Regions from separate parts of the Homo sapiens genome. Here region 1 is linked to region 2. The links are chromatin contacts, found by Hi-C or POLR2A ChIA-PET in ENCODE. All regions are on one chromosome and are shown on one strand. The core of a region is the stretch at or near the end of the contact, and the rest is flanking DNA. Distances in the headings are between cores, read along the strand shown.

Region 1 (4,947 bases), core at 1,158-3,657, 190 kb before region 2:
TCCAGTCTTGGAGGCCTTCACAGGCCCAGATCCCAAACCCACCAAACCCACTAGACCTGCAGTGGAAGCTACAATGAGCTTGGATAGTTCCTGCAGTTAACAGCAATATACTATGTATTCTGCCTCTTTCTATTTAAATTTTTTAACCTGATATCTTAGTAAAACTTTTTCATAAAAATTCCAGACATTTGGAAGTGCCAAAAATCAAGTCATTTTTTATATCTTCAGTAATTCTGTGCCATAAACAAACAGGTTGCTAGGTGCTCTATGGGATGTAAAACCTTGGCCAGGCAAGGTGACTCACTCCTGTAATCCTAGCACTTTGGGAGGCTGAGGCGGGAATATTGCTTGAGCCCAGGAATTTGTGACCAGTCTGGGCAACATAGTGAGACCTAGACTCTACAAAAAAAATTTAAAAATTAGGTGGGTGTGGTGGCTCATACCTGTAGTCCCAGCTACTTGGAAGGCTGAGGTGGGAGGATCGCTTGAGCCCAGGAGGCGGGCAAGGCTGCAGTGAGCTGTGATGGTGGCACTGCACTCCAGCCTGGGCGACAGAGCAAAACCCTGTCTCAAAAAAAGAGGCAAAAACAAAAACTTAAGAATCCTTGTTCTAGATTGGGGCAGACTAAAGAGTCAGTTGCCATGGATGAAGCTTGATTGGATCCTGGAAAAGGAAAAATAAAGCTTCAAAGGACATGTTTAGAAGTTTATAAAGGACATGTAGAGAAATCTGAGAGTGGATCGCTGTTGGATTAGTGATGTTGATTTTCTTAGGTGTGGTGATGGAGTTATGATTGTGTAAGAGAATGTTCCAGTTCTTGGGAGAGGCATGCTGACATTTTAGGGTAAAATGTCATGATATCTATAACCTACTTTAGGATGGTAGGGTAGCAAGGATTTGTGTAAATGTGTATATGCATGTATTTATATGCACACATATGTGTGTGTGTCAGAGCACACAGATAGTGCAAGGTGTTAACATTATCAGTTGGTGCATTTAGATGAGGAACATACAGTATACAGATGTTAATTGTATCTTTTTTCAACTTTTCTGTAAGTTAAAAAAACTTTCAAAATAATAAGCTATATTGAATTTTTAAAACATCATATTATGCTATTCTTCTGTATAAATTCTCCAATGGTGTTCCATTTCACTCCTTACCACAGCCTACAAGGCCCATCATGATCTGCCCCGACCTACTCTCTGATCCTCTCTCTTCCTGCTCAAGTGATTCTGGCCACCCTTTTTTTTTCTTCTTTTTTAGACAGTCTTGCTCTGTCACCCAAGCTGGAGTGCAGTGGTGCGATCTTGGCTCACTGCAACCTCCACCTCCCGGGTTCAAGCGATTCTCCTGTCTCAACCTCTAGAGTAGCTGGGATTACAGGCATGCGCCACCATGCCCAGCTAATTTTTGCTCACCCTGGCTTTTTAATGTCTCTGGAATATGCTGCCACTCATTCCTGCCTCAGGGTCTACTTCTTTGCATCACAGCAGATGCCATTATCTGACATCACACTATATATTTATTTGCTTGTGTAGTTGGTCCCCTTCTCCACCCTACAGTAGAATGTAAGTCCAGTGAAAATGAAGACTTTGTTCACTGTTATGTCCCAGTACCTAGAACAGTTCCAGGCACTAAGTAGACACTCAATAAATGTTGACTAGTGAAAAAAAATGTGAGACCTGGGATCCTGCCTTATAAGGACTCAGTGTCTAGAAAAGGGAGCTGTTTTCCATGCAAATAACTGTAGTACAAAGACGAGTGTAGGCAAATTGCTATGGGGCTTCAAAGAAAGGAGAGGCAATCCGGGGCTTGGGGAATCAGGGAGGGCTTTGAGCTGATCTCCCAGGTTGGCAGAGTTGAGTCAAGAGAGCATCGAGAGCTAAGGCACACAGTGATCATGCATGGGCTGGGTAGGGGCATGGGAAAGAGTCCTGTCCGGGTGGTGTGCCCAGGGAATGCAGGGGTCCTGCGACATGAGGCTGGGCTCTTAAGTGTCAGGGAGGAAACCCAGGAGAGAAAAGCACTTCCAGTGAAACCCTGGGAAAGGCCAGAGAGAAGGAGGAAGAGCATGGGATCTTGGACAGAGGCTGGAGCAAATTGTAACTGACCTCCGCTGATTGGATTTTTGACCGTGGTTAGGACCCTGACTATTGCTCATTCAGACATGAGACACATTTGCTTACAGCCTCTCTTTGTTGTTCGAGGGTCTGGATCCCTCAGCTTAAGAGAGGAATGGGGGCTCTGAAGCTCTGGGCCTCTTCATTGTCTCCCTGAATTCATTTGCTCTTTCTCCTTTGCTCCTTTATTTGCTCCTTCTTCCTTTGAATGGAGGCTGACATGTTTGGACTTGACTGATTTGAGAGGAGGGGAAATTTGGTACCTAGCCAACAGCTGACACAGACAGTGGCTGCCACCTGTAGGCAATTGTGAACAGAAGGAATAGAAAGCTACAGGAGCAAAACTTTGAGACCAGCTTTCATATTGGTTCCTCTTACCTCACTGCCCTGGGTAGCAGGTCTTTGGTTGGAACTAATCGTTCTCTCCCTCCAGTCTCCTATTCATGCTCTTACCTCCCGGCCTCAAGCCTGCACCTCTTGCTGAAAAAGATCCAAGAGGTGACTCCCTTCCATCTCTTCAGCTCCACCCCTTGCTTCTCACTGTGGGTTAACTTCCTCCTTTGAAGTGGCAGGATCTGGGTGCCAGTTTGCCTGTCAGGAAGTGTTTCTTATCACTCCACTCCCAATCCCCCTGGTCCCAAACTAGGTACAGAAATTCCTACTGGGGCTGAAGAACAATTTGCCATCCACAAACGTCTTAGACAAGACATGGCCAGCCGCCCCCTACAAGTGCCTCAGCACAGCAAATCAGGAGCTGCAGCAGCTCTTCTACCAGTGGAAGGCAAGTGGAGCCCAGGCACCCCTCCTCTCATTTCGTCTTTTTTTTCCCTCCCCCTGATTTTCCTCTTTTGCCTCCCTCTTCTATTTTTTTCCCATTAAAAAAATTGTGGTAAAATATACATAACATACAATCTACCATTTTAACGGTGTTTAAGTGTATAGTTCAGTGGCATGAGCGACATTCATGTTGTTCTGCAGCCATCACTGCCATCCATCTCCATATGCGTTTTTCATCACCCCAAACTGAAACTCTGTACCCATTAAGCAATAACCCCCTATTCTCCCATTCCCCTAGCCCCTGATATCTTATAATCTACTTTCTGTTTCTATGAATTTCACTTTTCCAAGTGCCTCATATAAGTGGGAATCATATTTGTCCTTTTGTGTCTGGCTTATTTCACTTAGCATAAAGTAATTTGTTCTTTTATTCAGGAAATGCTTATTGAGCACCTGTCTGGGACTAAGCCTTGCCCTGAGAGCTGAGCATAGAGCCCTCCTGGTGCTTTTATTTGATGGTGTCCATTCCCTCCCCTAGCCTCCCTCAGTTCTCGCACTCCTCCTCAATGGTCCTCCAGCCCCGGCCTCTCCCTGAGGTGTCTAGTGCCTGTCCTTTTTCCTCAGTCTCTCTCCTCTCCTAGTGTCTTCTAGTCAATATTTCTCACCTCCCTCCCCAGCCCTGCCCTCCCACTCTATGATTTTAGCTCCTGTCCCTCCTTCCTCACAGTGCAAGAGGTTCCGGGATCAGCTGTCCCCGAAGCAGGTAGAGATCCTGAGGGAAAAGCTCTGTGCCAGTGAACTGTTCAAGGGCAAGAAGGCTTCATATCCCCAGAGGTGAGGGCCTCCCAGACCCTGCACAGCCAGTTCCATCACGCAGCAGTTCTCAAACTTGAGCGTGCCTTAGAATCACCTGGCAGGATTGTCACCCCCAGGTGCTGTGTCCCTCCTCAGAGTCTCTGATCCAGCAGGTCTTGGGGTGAGGACCAAAATTTGCCTTTCTAACAACTCCCCAGGTGGTGCTGATGTCTTGGTCCTGGACTGTGCTCTGTGGACACTGACAGAGGATACGTGGATGTGGGGGAAGGGCCCGGGAGGACTAGGATGGGAACTCTGGGGGTGGGGAAGAGGCCTCTGGGCCTTGTCGCGCTGCACACCTCCCATGTGTTCTCAGTGTCCCCATTCCATTCTGTGGTGACTACATTGGGCTGCAAGGGAACCCCAAGCTGCAGAAGCTGAAAGGCGGGGAGGAGGGGCCTGTTCTGATGGCAGAGGCCGTGAAGAAGGTCAATCGTGGCAATGGCAAGGTAAGGGCCTGCAGGCTGAACTCCTCCCGCAGCTAGTGCAGAGCTGTGGGCTGGCATCTGGAGAGCAGATGGCAGGCTGTGTTTGCGCCCTGCCAGGTGGAGTGGGGGCAATTAATCCTGCCTTTCCTCACCCTTGCCTGTTCCGTCCCTAGACTTCTTCTCGGATTCTCCTCCTGACCAAGGGCCATGTGATTCTCACAGACACCAAGAAGTCCCAGGCCAAAATTGTCATTGGGCTAGACAATGTGGCTGGGGTGTCAGTCACCAGCCTCAAGGATGGGCTCTTTAGCTTGCATCTGAGTGAGGTATCAGAGCTGGGTGGGGCAAGCCTTGGACTGGAGAAGGTGGTATGCATCCCAGGGCTGGGGCAGGCTGGAGGTGATGGGGACCAGACCTTTCGCTCTGGGCCTTTGATGTCCCTCAGGTGCTCCTGAAGAGAAAAAATGAATCCCTTTCCTGCTATTTTTCCCTCTTCCTAAGATGTCATCGGTGGGCTCCAAGGGGGACTTCCTGCTGGTCAGCGAGCATGTGATTGAACTGCTGACCAAAATGTACCGGGCTGTGCTGGATGCCACGCAGAGGCAGCTTACAGTCACCGTGACTGAGAAGTGAGGCCATGAACTGGGGGTGAGGGGCGGCTTACGGTAGATGGCCAGGCTGATGGTCATCGTGACCAGGATCAGAAAGCGAAGCATGTAGGGCAGTGCAGGCCGGGGCTTGGAGGTGTTTCTCAGGCCCCCACCC
Region 2 (5,403 bases), core at 562-3,061:
GAACAGAAAACCAAATACTACATGTTCTCATTTATAAGTGGAAGCTAAATGATGAGAACACATGGATATATAGAGGGGAACAATGAACACTGGGGTCTATCAGAGGGTTGAGGGTGGGGATAGGGAGAGGATCAAGAAAAATAACTAATGGGTACTAGCCTTAATACCTGGGTGATGAAATAATCTACACAACAAACCCCATGATACACGTTTACCTATGTAACAATCCTTCACGTGTACCCCGATCTTAAAATAAATGTTAAAAAAAGAAACCTTTCTTCTTTTCTAATATAGGCATTTAGTGTTATAAATTTCTCTCTAAGCACAGCTTAGCCCCACTCCACAAACTTTAATGTACCACATTTTCATTTTCACTCAGTTGAAATATATTCTAATTTTTCTTTGTATTTCTTTTTTAATCCATGCATGTATCATTTAGCCAAATATTTTGTAATTTTCCAACTACTGGGAGATTTTTTGGATACTTTTCTGTTATTTATTCCTAATTTAATTCCATTGTGGTCAGAGAACATACTTTTTAAGGTTTAGAAGATTTTCTTTCTTTCCCAAGGTGAAGGAGAGACCCCTGCCATGGGACTCTCCCTGATAGCCCTCGTGGGCCTGTACTACCTTCTGCGCTGGTAGTGGGAGAGACAGGTGGTGAGCCTCCCTTGAGATAACTGCTTCATCATGGGCTGTGACTCGGGCTTCGGGAATCTGCTGGCAAGACAGCTGGATACGCAAAGCTTGAGGGTGCTGGCTATGTGTCTGATGGAGAAGGAGGCAGAGCAGCTGAGGGGCCAGACTTCAGACAGGCTGGAGACGGTGACCCTGGACATCACCAAGACAGAGAATATCGCTGCAGCCACCCAGGGAGTGAAGGATGCATGGGGGACAGAGTACAGTGCAGGGGATGGATGGCGGGGGCAGTGGGGGAGTCTGTCCTTCAGACAAATTGCTTTGTCCTCAATGTCTCTGGTTAGCCAGATAATGTTCCAGGTACAAAATATTAGGGGTTAGCTTAGGCATATACTGGGGATGTGTTTTCATTGCTGACAGATACATTATGAATGATGACTGTTCTTAGGACTGACAAATACAAGCATTTTTATGAGAACAGTGAATGAATGCTTGGAATCAAGATTGCTCTGAAATATTCAGGTTGTGTGGTACGTGTATATATCTGGGTAGAAGGAGGGAATGAATGAAAGATAGGGAGGTATAGATAATAAAGGTATAGAAACTGGTATAGAAAGCAAACTGCAAGAACAGTGGCCCTCAAAAATCCAGGGCATGAAAATGCTAACTTAGTAAATAAGAGGTGCTTATTCTTTTTCACTCTTATTTGGAGAAACTTACTTCACAAAAGGATTCTTAGCTGCATCCTTTAAAGCAGGAGGTAATTACACTGTCTACATTTTATTTTGCCTTACTGAGGGTGGATCACTTGTGTAAATCAGTGTTTTCCAAGCTTACTTAATCATAAGATGAGAAAGACCTGATTAATCGAGGGGGATTCTTAATAAGTTTTATTATTCAAAAAGTACCCCTAGCTGAGTCTTAGTATGAGGCAATCAAATCACATCTATATTCTGATCACTAAGGCATGGTCTGTGTTTTTCTAGGTGTTGTTTTCCTACCATCAGTTGTAAGCTAGAGTTTTTGAAGCAGCCCAGGGAATTGGCAGAAACTTTGTGAGCCTAACCAAAGACTGTAAGACAAGAGCCAAATTTCAATGATTGCTGGAGAAACTCCAAAGCAGGCCATTTGGGGCCCTCTGGTGGCTGGGGGGTACACCGAGCAGGACAGCAGGACCAGCTGCAGCTGAGTTCCAACATGCCATTTTACACATTCCCTTGACTTATCATGGCAGATCTTGACTCTCATCCTTGCATCAATGTGGCACAGGCCTCAGGGCCAGCTGGCATCCTACACAAGTCCTCTGAGGGGTGAGGGACAGAAAACCCCACAGGGAGAGGCTGAAGCCAAAAGGTCTCCTAATCAGCCTGAGGCACCAGGAATAAACTTAAGGTCCAACAAAGTCAGGTCTTTTGTCCTATTGCCATGAGGAAGACTGCATACCAGGGGACTCATGGGTTGTCTGATCAAAGGAAAAGAGAATTATTATAGGATATGGAGATGAAGCAATTTCTTGATAGACTCCAAGCAAAGCAGGGCTCTGTGAAAAGAGATCAACTCCAGGTCTGGATTACAAAATGGTCCCAAGGTCTTGTTTCATTAGAAAGCACAGTTTAGATGTGAAATGTTTCCAGCAACCCCTATCTAAAGTTCTGCACCTGGGTTATATAATGAGGCTGCTTCTGTGTCAAAGTGACTCAGGCAAGGGTGGGATATTCATTTTTATGATATAATTTTTTTAGACATGAGGTTTTGCTTTATTCCCCAAACTGGTCTCAAACTTCTTGCCTCAAGCCATCCTCCCACCTTGGCCTCCCAAAGTGCTGGGATTATAGATGTGAGTCACCATACCTGGCCTCTTACAATAGAATTTTAAACACTGAAGTGTTTGATAGTCTTTGCTTTTACAGAACAAGATTTCTCAGTGAGTAAAAAGTCTATAGTCACTCAAAGAAAGAGGTCGTTAAGACACTTTACAGTTGCAGCATGTCCTTCAAAAAACCCTTTGGCCAGCCAGAAAGATACTTTCTCTGTTCAAATTAATATTTACTTTCTCAAGGATCAGGGCAGGGCATTGAGAGGGGTGAGTGCAGGAGAGGGAGGTTGGTGAGCAGCACAAGGACTTGCCTTCTTTAGAATTCAATCTGTAGTTATCTTGCATTTCCCTCCTGCACATATCCCTTCTGCTCCAAATTTTGAAAGGAAATAGGGAATTAATATTCTCTCCCTGACCCTGGAGTCCTCCCGTCCCCGGGGCCTTGGGTCCAGGCATGACCAAAGGAAGTGAATATTTTAGCCCTGGGACTATTTCTGTTTGAGGAAAGTAAAATGTCTTCCTTTTGAGATTTGAGCAAGCAAAGCCTTCTTACAGCTCTTGACAGCAGCATAGATTTGTGGTTAAAACTCACAAGGAAACCGCTTAATCTGTTTTTCTTAGGTTTCTGATTTACTTGGCAACAAACTAAGGCCAAAAAAAGGCCGGGAAAATGGAATCCCTTCTGTCTTTGCTCCCGCCTGGCTAGCTTTCTACCCACGTGGATTACCCCCCTGGCATGCTCAAACAGCTGAAGATTCTAATGCCTCATAAATAAAACTGTGTGATAGTTTTTAATAAACAAAAACAAAATCTTTTTAAAATGTGGCTATCACTAGTTCACTGAAAATTACTTGGCTACCATTAATTTGTTTTAACATAATTACTTATCACTTTTCATCTTGCAGGATCAGGAATTTGTTTCAGGTAATGATAACTAATCTATAATTTATTTTTAAATGCCATAATGTTTAGGAACAAATTTAATCAACTAATGAGGTTGATATATTCTAATTACACTCAAATCAGTGTTTTTTATTTTGCTATTGTCCTTATAATCTGGAGAAAATAATGTTTGAGAACCAAAAGAAATTTTGTGGATCCTTGAAAATTTCCTAGACACAGAGCCTACAGTAAAGTGGCCATGCTAGAAATGCTTCTTTATTTCTCTCCTCTTCCTCTCCCTTTTATAGGAATAAAACTCAGACGAAAAAGGACCTCTGCTATCTCAGATATAAATCTGACTAACTGACTAAAGATTGAAGAGTTTCACAAAGTCATAACCCTCCTTGTTTTCAGAAATAATCCCATTACACCTTGAGGACCTAAATCCCAACTTGCTGGTACTGGCAGCTTCCTAGGTTCACCTTGCCCAACTTTTTCCTCCTCTCTGAACCTAACCCTCTTTTTAAAGGCAATTCCCTCCTTGAACACCTCCATGATGATTCTGTTACAGTAGGTAGCTAGTCAGAGGTGAGCAGGGCAGGAGAGGGCCACTCTCAGCCCCCACCACCAGGAATGTCAGGCAATAATCAGGTGATGGTCAGGCAGTTGTTGCATTGTCTCTAAAAAATAATTGGTCACAGCCAGCACCAGCGAAAGCAACCTCCCAATAGATAGAAACACCCAAACCTAGTAATTAGCAGCTTCCCAATAAGATCTCAGGATTAGGCAAGTAGGCTCAAGAATGCACCCTAAGAGGCAAAATGGCAGACAACCTTCCTCTAGGAACACTGGACTGGTAAGGGAAAAACACCTCATATGAGCGTGCCTACAACTCCAGCAAACACGCTGCACATGTGGCCTCTCCCAAGTGCTAGCAGTCCACTGTGTATGCAGAGAGCCCATCCCAAGGGAAGAATCAGGAGAGAAGGACAGCAAGATCCCAGAGGTATGCCAACATATAAAACCCCAGTCAAACCATGTGCTTGATCTCTCAGGTCGATGATTGGCCCTCTTCCAAGCGTACTTTACTTCCTTTCATTCGTGCTCTAAAGCTTTGTAATAAACTTTCACTCCTGCTCTAAGACTTGCCTCAGTCTCTCCCTCTGCCTTATGCCCCTCAGTCAAATTCTTTCCTCTGAGGAGGCAAGAATTGAGGTTGCTGCAGACCCATATGGATTCACTGCCAGTAACATAAGTTGTTGCCGTGACTCAGATATGCTCTGCTGCTAACATACTTTGGTGCCACGTGACTCATGTCATTTCCTGGTGGTAAGACACCTCTATGCCTCTCCTTCTTTGGCTTGAAGCATTCAATCCCCGTACGTGGTTTCCTTTTTCCCTTTTGCTCTCCTGCTTACTAACAAACCCCCAGAATGATTCCTCTCAGCCACAAGTGGCTCTGCTCCCCCTAGTTGATCTCTCAGCTCACCTGATGGGTGGCTCATGGGGTGGGAAGGACCTTGGGGTCCACATTGAGTAGAAGGAGAACCTAATGGTCCTCCAGGACAGGAGGTGCACAAGAGTGGTAGGGCTAAAGCTAAAACCATGCAATGTCTGGGGTCTTCTCTGCTTTTTCAACTAAAATCACCTCTTTCCCAAGAACCCACACTGCCTTTTCTGTTTTCTCCATGTGTATTCTGAAATGGCCTTGTGCACCCACTGGATTGTACTCCCTGGGGGCAAGTCTGCCTCTTTACTTTCAATTCACATGCCATCTGACTTCTTAAACACACAATCCCTGTTATTTGTGCACCCACAGCTCTTGCTGCATCTGCATGGCCACAAAGACACGGGCTCCCTTGAGGATATCCCCTGAGATTTATACTTGTTTTCACCCTACCAGCTTGGATGACCTCAAACTGTTCTCCGTCTGCTGGCACATTGCCAGGACAGACACTAACTGGAACCCCAGGTCTGCCAGCTCCTTATGACTTAACACATGCTTTTCATTCCTGTTATGCCCCAGGGCCAAGTTTTCCTGTGGCTCTTGAAGCAGTTTGTCTGTA

Evidence for each region. Hi-C counts contacts between places; a loop is a spot of excess contacts on that map. ChIA-PET counts read pairs that join two places held with the same protein, here RNA polymerase II (POLR2A). Pooled maps may share reads with other maps.
Region 1: a pooled map shows a loop between it and region 2 (2.1-fold over the local background). The contact joins two enhancer-like sites. A Hi-C loop is called at or near these places in 1 of 50 pooled maps. POLR2A ChIA-PET finds 5 or more read pairs at or near these places in 2 of 52 experiments (H1 and common myeloid progenitor, CD34-positive).

Annotation. Positions count from the first base shown.
Region 1 is chr12:57,028,996-57,033,942 of GRCh38, reverse strand. It overlaps MYO1A (myosin IA), which reads left to right. Exons shown (of 28, transcript NM_005379.4): 23 at 2,769-2,903; 24 at 3,627-3,733; 25 at 4,071-4,203; 26 at 4,356-4,508; 27 at 4,684-4,811. Among named protein-coding and RNA genes, the nearest start is that of TAC3, 15 kb to the right of the region's middle. RefSeq lists enhancers at 2,297-2,476, 2,537-2,626, 3,668-4,505. Within about 2 kb of position 2,407, at least 2 of the 41 ENCODE cell types and tissues checked have a DNase peak (open chromatin) inside an H3K27ac peak, as active enhancers do.
Region 2 is chr12:56,836,464-56,841,866 of GRCh38, reverse strand. No RefSeq gene overlaps it. Among named protein-coding and RNA genes, the nearest start is that of HSD17B6, 76 kb to the right of the region's middle. Within about 2 kb of position 1,811, at least 7 of the 41 ENCODE cell types and tissues checked have a DNase peak (open chromatin) inside an H3K27ac peak, as active enhancers do.